Linked DNA regions of Homo sapiens: region 1 is linked to region 2. Evidence: read pairs that join two places in POLR2A ChIA-PET (ENCODE). Cell type or tissue: GM12878. All regions are shown on one strand. Links, peaks and the distances in the headings refer to the core of each region. The heading gives the core; the rest is flanking DNA.

Region 1 (5,393 bases), core at 72-5,071, 65 kb before region 2:
GTTCTATTTTTATTTCAATATTTTTGTCTTTGTTTTATGGATTGGATAATTTCTATTGCTTTGTCTTCAAATTTACTGGCTTTTTCTTCTGCCATCTCTAATCTGCTATTAGGTTCATCCAGTGAATCTTTTCATTTCAGATATTGCATTTTTCAGTTCCAGAATTTCCACTTAATTTTTAGTAGTTTAATTTCTCTGCCAAGTTTTACCATTTATTCATTCATTATGACTGTATCTTTTAACATTTTTGAGCATATTTATGATAGATACTTTCCAGTCTTTGCTAATTACAACATCTGGATCATCTTCGAGTCATTTTCCATTCACTGCTTTTTCTCTTCATTAGGAGCCACATTTTCCTGTTTTTCTTCACGTCTATTAATTTTTATAATATATTGGATATGATGGATGATATGTTTTATAGATCATAGGTTCCATTGGCTTCTTGTGAAGACTGTTTTTGTTCTAGCAGGTTGTAAATTATTAGCCAATAACCTAGCACTTATTAGAGGTTGGCTTTACACCAGTTAGGGGGGGTCTGTTTCAAATTTACCTTTAGTTTTAGCATGAATCTCTTAATCTGTAGGTATTGTTTTACACCTAATCATGGCCCTTTTAGGCCTTCAATGGAAAGCTTGGATTATTTGGTTTTTCCTTTTATGTTTGGTTGACACATAGTGGTTGCACATATTTATGGGGGTACAGAGTGTTGATACATATGTACAGTATGCAATGATCAGGGTAATTAGGGTATTTTTTACCTCAAGCATTTATTACTTTGTGGTGGGAACATTCAAAATCCTTTCTTCTAGATTTCTGAACATATACAATAAATTATTATTAATTATATTTATCCTACAGTGTTATAGAACACTAGAACTTATTCCTCCTATCTAGCTGTGTAATTTTGTATACTTTAACCAACATCTTCCTATCCTCCTCTCCCCTATACTCCTCCTAGCTTCTGATCACCATAATTCTTCTTCTATAAGATGAATTTTTTAGCTCCAACATATAAGAGAGAACATGTAGTATGTATCTTTCTGCACCTGGCTTATTTCACATAATGTCCTCCAAGTCTCATCCATGTTGTTGAAAATGACAAGATTTCATTCTTCTTATGTCTGGATGGTATTCCATTGTGGATATATGCCACATTTTCTTTGTTCATTCATCTGTTGATAGACATTTAGGTTGATTACATATCTTGGTGATTGTGAAAAATACTGCATGGGGGTTCAGATATATCTTCAATATACTGATTTTTTTTTTCCTTTCAGTAAAAACCCAGTAGTGAGATTGCTGGATCATATGTTAGATCTATTTTAGTTTTTTGAGAAACTTTCATACTGTTTTTTATAATGGCTCTACTAATTTACAGTCCCACCAACAGTGCACAAGGGTTCCTGTTTCTCTGCATCCTCACCAGCATTTGTAATTTGTTCCTTTTTAATAAAAGCTGTTCTAACTGGAGTGAGATGATAGCTCATTGTGGTTTTGACCTGCGTTTCCCTGATGATTAGTGATGTTGAGCATTTTTAATATATGTGTTGGTCATTTGTATGACTTCTTTTCAGCAATATCTGTTCAAATCCTTTGCCCATTTTTAATTGGATTACTTGCAGTGTTTTGCTGTTATTTGAGTTCCCTGTACATTCTGGGTATGAATCTCTTGTCAGATGAATAGTTTGCAAATATTTTCTTCCATTCTGCAAGTTGTCTCTTCATTCTGTTGATTTTTTTCTTTGCTGTGCAGAAGCTTTTTAGTTTGATATAGTCTCATTTATCTATTTTTGTTTTTGTTGCCTGTGCTTTTGTGGTCTCACTCATAAAATATTTGCCTAGACCTGTGTCCTGAAGCATTTGTCTTATGTTTTCTTCTAGTAGTTTTATAGTTGCAGGTATTAATACTACATGTAAATCTTTAATCCATTTTTAGTTGATTTTTTATAGGTGGTGAGAGATAGAAGTCTAAGGAAAACTTAAACTGTTTATCAATCCTTTATATCTTAGAAGGACACAGATCTGACGCACTGCTTCAGTGAGCAGCATCTGAAAGCTCTTCTCATATCTTTCAACCTTCAAACTGTGGCTCTCTTGATTTGCTCTTTAGAATCTCTTCTGCAACTCAAAGATCAGCCAAGGATTTAAAAGGAGTTTGTTTACTGATTCACTTCTTCTTTTATAGATATTTCCCCCTCAATTTCCAGCCACTCTGACAACTCCCAAGCTGTCCTCTGACACCTCAGTGAGATTGTGGCTTTCTGCTTTCCTTATAGTTATCTCAAGCTGCACAGACTGGGGAGTGCCCTAAGGGGGAATACCAAGTGAAAACAACACTCACACAGTACATTTTCCTTCTTTCAAAGATTGAAACTGCTGTAGTGTCTGCCTGACACTCTCTATTGCTTTCAATTGTTATTTTTGTATTTTGTTCAGACTTTATAGTTGTTATCTATAGGAGGGTTAGTCTTATATAAGAAACTATGCTATCAGTAAAACTGGAACCCAAGTAGGATGCTTTATTAGTTGTCCATGCTTCCCTAATTAAGGAGCTGCCATTGATATGGTTTGTAGAATCCTGTTATAGCAGAACATATCCAATATGGAATAAGCAACACACTCCTGGAAGATTTTAGAAAACAAAGAAACCCTTCCTAAGACATACTTATGGGTGCAATATTAATGGTTTCTTCCCCATAGGGTTCTAATGCTAATTGCACATACTCAGTGATGGAAAGCTCCAGAAATTCCCTAATTATATTTCTGCTCCAAAGCCATATAATTTGAGGAGCTGATATTCCCAGGAACTGGTACACCCATCACTTTGTTGGGCCAATGAATTAAGAAAGATTGTGTGACCTGGTTATGGTCAGAAAACCTGTGCCTCTGAGCCGGCACCTCAGAGTGGCCTTTGTCAGACAGGAGAGGCAAAGATGGTTCCAGCCTGGGGCATCTTGGAGATTCTAGGGCACAGCTGAGTTCTACAAGTCTCAATCGAACAGTTCTGTCTCTAGGAATATGTTAGGGGCTGGAGATATGATGACAAAACTTTAAAATGCCACTAGGGGTCTAAGAAATGGTTGAGTCTGTCACTGCCAGAATATGAACTCAGCTTAATAATAAGTTAGAAAAGATGCAAATAAGTTAAACTGATAATATTCTTCTTGGATATATACTGGCTTTTTCCTCATCAGTGTGCTTTAGCAAAGGCTAGACTATCAAAATCTTTTCAGGTTTCCTTTTATAGAAACAAAGACACTTTCAGTTTTTATCATATTAAAGTATAATGCATTTCAATCATCAAAAGCCAATTTTCTGAGAGAAACTATATAATGGAGGATGTATTTTAGAGTCAGGCTAGCCTGAGTTTTAATCCTAGCTCTACCATTTACTAGCTGTGTGATTTTGGACATGATATTTAAGCTTTCTGATCTTCAGTTTCTGAATCTAAAACGTGTGACTATTAATAGGAATCCAACTGGGAATGCTGTGCGGTTGAAATTAGATAATGTATTTTAAATGCCTGGCAAAGTGTCTGACACAGAGTACACACTTAAGGAATGGAGGGATATTATCATCATCACGGTTTTAAAAACGATATTAACATTATCTATGAGTTAGCTGGTTGAGAAAAGTAAGAGTGCAGGGAATCAAAAGAATAGGATAGAAGGTTTTTCTTCTTTGTACAACACTATATTGTTTTGATACCTTATATCAAAAACTAATTATGCATATCTGGCCCTTCCCTGCCTATTTATCCTATTTCATCACCACAGTTTTCTTCCCTAACTGAAAATTCTTACCCAAAGCTTTTTTTCAGTTTCTTAACTACACAAAACTCTCCTCTGTGCGTTTGGCCACCTTTTCATGCAGTCTCCAGGTCTCGGTTTAAATATCACCTCACAGAACAGTCTACCCTGGACATTGACTAAGTAGCTAGTCTTTTATTAATCTCACACAACCACCTAGTGTATTTCCTTTTGTCTTAGTCAGTTCAGGCTGCTGTAACAGAATACCATAGACTGGGTGGCTTAAACAACGACAATTCATTCCCCACAATTTTGGAGGCTGAGAAATTCATTTCTCACATTCCAAGATCCAGACCCTGGCAGATCTGGTATCTCCAAGGACACACTTCCTGTTTGCAGATGGCCATTTCTCATTGTATCACATGGTAGATAGAGAGAGAGGACGCATGTGTTCTCATCTTTTTGTAAGGGCACTGATCCCATTCATGAGTGCTCTACCCTCATTCACTAATTACCTCTCAAAGGCTTTACCTCCTAATACCATCACACTGGGGATTAGGATTTCAACATGTGGGTTTTAAGAGGATGCAAACATTTAGTTCATAGCACCTTTCTAGCACTTTTCACAATTTTTGATTATATGTTTGCATGGTACTTACTAGTTTTCTCCCTAGATAAACTGCAAACCCTGCTCTGTGAGGTTAGTGACCATGTCTGCTTTATTTATTAATATACTTAGTGCTTACATAGACTTAGTACATATTTTGCAAATAAATGAAAGAACAAATGTGATACAGAGGATGCCAATGAGTAAATAAAGCCAGTTTATGACTTCCCACAAATACAATGGGCATAATAATTGAGTCTGCAATAGTAGAGTCATGAAAAGTGATTGGGCCATTGAATTTTTAGGAATGCAGAAATAAATTATACAGTTTTGTTTGTAAGTACCAATCAATAAATGTGATCATTTACTAATGGCTTAAAAATTCATACTGTTTTTCTTTCTACTTTTTTTAAATCTAGAATGGCCACATCTGTTGCTCAGTGGATCCACAGTGCCTTCAGGAACTGTGAAGTTAACTGTCTCATGGGAGATTTCTGTTAAAAGAATGTTCTTTCATTAAAAGACCAAAAAGAAGTTAAAACTTAAATTGGGTGATTTGTGGGCAGCTAAATGCAGCTTTGTTAATAGCTGAGTGAACTTTCAATTATGAAATTTGTGGAGCTTGACAAAATCACAAAAGGAAAATTACTGGGGCAAAATTAGACCTCAAGTCTGCCTCTACTGTGTCTCACATCACCATGTAGAAGAATGGGCGTACAGTATATACCGTGACATCCTGAACCCTGGATAGAAAGCCTGAGCCCATTGGATCTGTGAAAGCCTCTAGCTTCACTGGTGCAGAAAATTTTCCTCTAGATCAGAATCTTCAAGAATCAGTTAGGTTCCTCACTGCAAGAAATAAAATGTCAGGCAGTGAATGAATTATATTTTCAGAAGTAAAGCAAAGAAGCTATAACATGTTATGTACAGTACACTCTGAAAAGAAATCTGAAACAAGTTATTGTAATGATAAAAATAATGCACAGGCATGGTTACTTAATATTTTCTAACAGGAAAAGTCATCCCTATTTCCT
Region 2 (5,393 bases), core at 320-5,319:
GGAAGATCACTTGTGGCTAAGAGAGAAGTTGATGCAGCCCCATCTGATTAAATGACTACCTCTTTTTTTCTTAGTCTTTTTTTTTCTCTAGCTCAGATCCTAAAAGCTAGGGGGAAGAGATTGAGAGGGGGAATCAGAGAAAAGAAAACCAGACCATGCTCCCATATCACTTCCTTGCTGCGGGAACCCCTAGCTTTAAATTGGATGGTAAATTAAAGTATTAATTTAGACTTAATTAATTAATTTAATTTAATTCTACATCTAGCTGAAAAATGATTGTACCTTCTGATTCAGTAAATTTAATAAGCCTGCTACACAGACATTATCATATAGTGGATACAGAGTCACTACAGGTTTGAAGTCAAGGAGTCATGTATTCAAGCTATTATTTAGAAGATAACACCAGTAAAATCCTATGCTTTGTTCTTAGCCCAATCATTACTTTCTCAGATGAGCCACTCCTTCCATCACCTTGGTCAATTTTCCCTATTTCTAATATTTACCCTTATAGTGATATTTGCCTCTAAATTCCTCTTTCTCATGCTTGCTCGGAAGCTAATGGGGATAGAAATTTCCCTTACCTTTTTCTTTCTTTGCTCTTTTATTTTACCAGTCCTTGCATAAAAACATAATAAATAAAAGAGGAAAACTGCATACATATTTTCTATGTCTTTACTCTAATTTTCCTGAAAGTAGAGATTATAACCTATTTGTATTTATATCCTTGAATTTATCTAGACTAGTACTAGATAAATTCTAGTTGAAATAAAATTAATTTTAAATTATTTTTAGTGACTTTGAAATCTAATAATTCCCACTTGATATCTGCAGCTTCTGGATGTTTCCTGTCGTCTATATTTTTCTGCTGGTTCTCATTCATGTTGTCTTATCTCCTCATGGGCTTGGTTATATCATTGACTGTGTGCAGGACTTTGGTTTGAAAAAAACATTCCTAGATATAATTTGAGGCATAGAATAATATTATATTCCTCTAGGAGAATTTTTATTTGCTTCTATAGGTACCTGGGGGGCATTAAAAAACAAGGATTTTTTTTTTTTTTAACGGGGGTTCTCACTATGTCACTCAGACTGGAGTACAGTGGCATGATTTTGGCTCACTACAACCTCAGCCTCCCAGGCTCAAGCGATCCTCCCAAACCTCCTGAGTAGATGAGACCACAGGTGTGCACCACCATGCCTGTCAATTTTTTTTTTTAAATTTCTTGGTAAAGACTGGGATTTGCCATGTTGCCCAAGGTGGTCTCAAACTCCTGAGCTAAGGTGACCCTCATGCCTCAGCCTCCCAAAGTGCTGGGATTACAGGCATGAGCCACAGCACCAGGCCAACAAGGATTATTTTAATCCAATTTCAGGATGAGATTGTTCTGGGTGATCTGGGCCAGGCTAGAGCTAGGGAGAAGGCTAGTTTACTTCTGGGTTACCCTTACTCCTGAAGCATAGCCTTTTGAGTCCCAATCCAAGATAAAGGTGGTTTACCAAACTCAGTGTTCAGCCGTGTACCCTTTTTAAGGTTGTGAAAACTCTAGTTAGTCTTAGCAGCCTCATCTGGATCAACAAATATTCCCGGGGCAAAACCAGCCCCAATTACTGGGTTAACATCATTAGGGTAGGAGTCCCTTTCTTTTTCCAATCTTGGCCCGATATTCCTCATTGTTCTGTTATCTCTCTGATGTCCTCAAGTGGATGATTTTTTATCTCTTGTCCATATTTTCTAGTTGTCCTCAGTGACAGTGTTACTCCAAATTACGCAGTCCATCGTTACTGGATGCTGAAGTCTTGAAAACCACAATGTTGAACTGACTTATTGATTTTTTTTTCTAACTTTAGAAGAATGACCATTGACTTTGGCGGATTTTAAATTAGCCATAGCAGGAATCCTGGATTGTTGCCTGAGCACTGGATAACATTTTGAAAGCTACCAGGAAATGTTAATGAAATACTACATTCTATACCTCCGGAGTTCAGCCAAGTGCGTCCTCAGTTTTAGACTGATACAGAATACATTTAAACTTTCATGCAAGTGAGTCTTAATTTCCTACGAATCTGCATCATTTTGACTACAATACAATGTAAGAATTAACCTTGTGGTAATTTAAATTGTTTTTATAGCACCCACTTATCAAAACAACAGGACTTGTGAAAAAGCAAACAGAGAGAAATAGAACAATGAAGCCTGGCAAATCAGACCCGAAGGACAAGACTTGTTTCTGCAGTGACTTTAAGATTATTTATCCATTGCTACTTATCCAAACATTTATTAGAACCCTGTGGTATGCCAGGTATGATAATGGATGCTACAGGCAGGAAGCAAAAATTTAAAAAGAAAGCCATGGTTCCTGTCCTCCCATTATAGTGTCCATGCCTGGCAACTGCTTAATATACTATTACTCTAAAAACTTTCCAAACACAATCAGAAAGGTGTTTTATTTGTTCTACTGCCCAAACACATTTGCAGTGGGTCAAAAAATAATGGAAGCTTCATGGTAACAAGAGGTGATCATTTGCTCAATGTATAATGAAGCGGGAAAGAGAGTGAGAAAGAGTTGGCATGTTGGGAGGATAGTTTTTGGCTGTGCTGGTTGGGAATGGGGTGGGCAAGGAAACTGACAGGTACAGTGACCCTGAGTCTCAGCTTCTCTTTTAATATTTTCCCTTTGTGTTGCATGTCCACTCCCAGGATGAGACTCCTACCTCACCTCTCTTCTGACTATGACCAAGCAAAGTACAGTGAGAGTTCTGCTCAGATGAATCAGCAACTGTCTGTAATGGGGCCAAAGTCAAGACACAGCACTGCTCTCACCAATTTTCTAGATCAGAGGCTTTATTTAAAGGCTGAGGGAGAACTGAAAAACTTCCAACTCAGTAACCTTACTTACTCCCTAGACCCTTTCCAGGAATTGCTAACAATCCTAAAGAAAGGAACTACTAGGCCAAGCACATTTTCTAAGTACGAAAGAGAATTCGAAAATTAAGCAGACTAACAAAATGCTGTGAAAATTAATCAAGCTTCTCATATTAGTTTTTCGTAAGTCTTTTTGTTTGTTTTTGTTTTGTTTTTGTTTTTTGAGACGGAGTCTCTCTCTGTCACCAGGCTGGAATGCAGTGGCACAATGTCGGCTCACTGCAACCTCCAACTCCCTGGTTCAAGCGATTCTCCTGCCTCAGTTTCCTGAGTAGCTGGGATTTTCCTAAGTCTTAAAACCAGAGCTGTGACTATGAGTCATAATGTCACACCACCTTCTCTGTCTCTGTTGTAAATCATTCAACCAAAACTACACACTTTGGTGAAGTTCAAATATTTATGAATAAGCTGGCTGAACAAACCCACCTTGGAGCTTGGATGTGAAAGCTAAAGACAAACATGTCAAGACTGCACTTGACAGAGTTAGGAGATGGGAAGTTCAAAGGTTACAAATGTGAAACATTTGAGAATTAAAGGGTTAAAAAATGAAAGTAAATGCAACTGCATGAAGACTGCAGTAATTCATATGTCCTGGGGAAGCTAATCTGATACTAGCAGTCATAATTGTAAAATTGCACTGTTTTTACTGTTCCTTTTCTATTATGTTATTTAATTAATTAATTAAGCTTGGTTGTTCAATTAAATTTTAATTAATACAGTAATTGGAACTAGGCAAACAAAGCCCTGCTTACCAGCAGTCCTTTGGAACCTGCTTTGATGAACAGATCAAAATGATTTATAATTAGGTGTCAATTATTTATATGCAAATTATATTGTTAAAGGGCCTGAGGGCATCTTGAAAAGTTTATTTTCAAGAGCTTTAAACTTTCTTTCTACCTATAATCTTATTTACATATGTGAATTTTCTTAGCTGATAGATATTCATGGATAGTAAAACATGACTATAAAACAGTATTTCTCTGCTTTTACAAATTCTAAGCCTATGGCAAGTGAATTAGTAGTGTTTTCTTACATTTTGTTTGGTTTAGTACTTCTAATAGGAGCTCATCAGTGGAGAGCATGATGTCTATTCACAAGAGTCAATAAGACTAAATTCAGGGTTTTTTTTTTTTTTTTAGAGAAAATGTGTCTTAAATAGATTAGTTGATTTATTCTTTCCCTTCTCTTTTCTCTTCCCTCCCTCCCTCTATCCCTTCCTTTTTTACTGCTACTTTGCAAGAAGTTTCTGGATCTTTATGTTATTTGTACATGGAGACACACTGATCAAGTGTTTGTTAAATGTAATGTTCATCAAAGATACTTTACATTTATATAGAACTTGCATGAATATTTTCTCTTTTAATCCTCACAATTCTAAGATGTTTACAAAAAAAACTATTTTTTCCCTTTTACAGATGGGAAACTAAGTCTAAGAAAAGCAAAGTATTAGACTTAAGATCAACAATTAGTAAGTAATGGAATTGCTATTATTATAACACACTCACGATATTGACCAATTTTATGTGCCATAAAATTAGAGTAAAATATTAATATCTATGAAATGTTTTATGGTTTTGATACACAGGCATAGGGCAGAACCTGAACTATGTGCAAATATTCTGTTTGTCTGTTTTCTAAAGCTAAGAGAATACCAGCCTCTCTCCACATCAAGTAAACTTAGATCCCCCCACCAGTTTTGCTCTCCAAACACGGAGTCCTCTGAAATACAATCTGCAGTACTCGGAATATTTTAAGTGGTCTTCTCACTCACTAATTTTGCCTGCAAATGTCCTTTTTGGCCCTAGGTCAAGACTACTTTTTATATTTCCTATAAGACCTGGGTCCTTATCTAATGTTTTTTCCATGAAACTAGACAAAAGGGTCACGCAATCTGGATGTAGCTGTGACTTGTGATTTTGGTTAATGTACCTATGTTGAACCAGAGTCACCTTGCCCATTATAATTTTACATTTGTAGTTGTGTAAATGCCCAGAAATAGCATTTTTCATTTTTAAAATGTCTAAAGCAATTTTCTTTAATAAGCACATGATCTCTACATCTCTTCCTGTAACCTTTCTGAAAACATTAAAATTTTCTAACTGGATAGATTTATGAATTTTAAAAAACGACCAGTAGGACAACACGTCCTCCATTAACCTTGGACAAAAGTGGCTCATCCATTTAAGAAGAAAAATCAACAATATTCCATGGAAATATTTATGAAAAATCAAATACAGTCACTACTGAAGAGCTGATAAAGAAAATAAGGCATATGAAGCAAAAATACCTACTAATATATATATGTATGTATGTACATATAAGTAAAATATATGTAAACATGTACCTATACAATAAAATATAAAATGTTGAATATATGTATACATGTAGTTTTTACACAAATAACATATATACGTACACCAGAAATACTCTACCTCCTTATTCCTTAGGCAGAGAAAAAAATATATATATA

Evidence for each region. Peaks named below come from ENCODE experiments on the same cell type or tissue, not always from the same donor. Only the 100,000 strongest peaks of a DNase experiment are listed, where the experiment ranks them.
Region 1: POLR2A ChIA-PET joins it to region 2 with 5 read pairs; 3 of 35 experiments call an interaction of 5 or more read pairs at or near these places.

The regions. Positions count from the first base shown.
Region 1 is chr12:44,508,370-44,513,762 of GRCh38, reverse strand. It overlaps NELL2 (neural EGFL like 2), which reads left to right. Exons shown (of 20, transcript NM_001145108.2): 20 at 4,779-5,393. The coding sequence ends at 4,829. Among named protein-coding and RNA genes, the nearest start is that of NELL2, 370 kb to the left of the region's middle. In GM12878, for the core only: no CTCF peak of the experiment used is centred there; a DNase peak (open chromatin) is centred at 2,282.
Region 2 is chr12:44,443,120-44,448,512 of GRCh38, reverse strand. No RefSeq gene overlaps it. Among named protein-coding and RNA genes, the nearest start is that of NELL2, 430 kb to the left of the region's middle. In GM12878, for the core only: no CTCF peak of the experiment used is centred there; DNase peaks (open chromatin) are centred at 2,802 and 3,372; H3K27ac peaks cover 458 bases.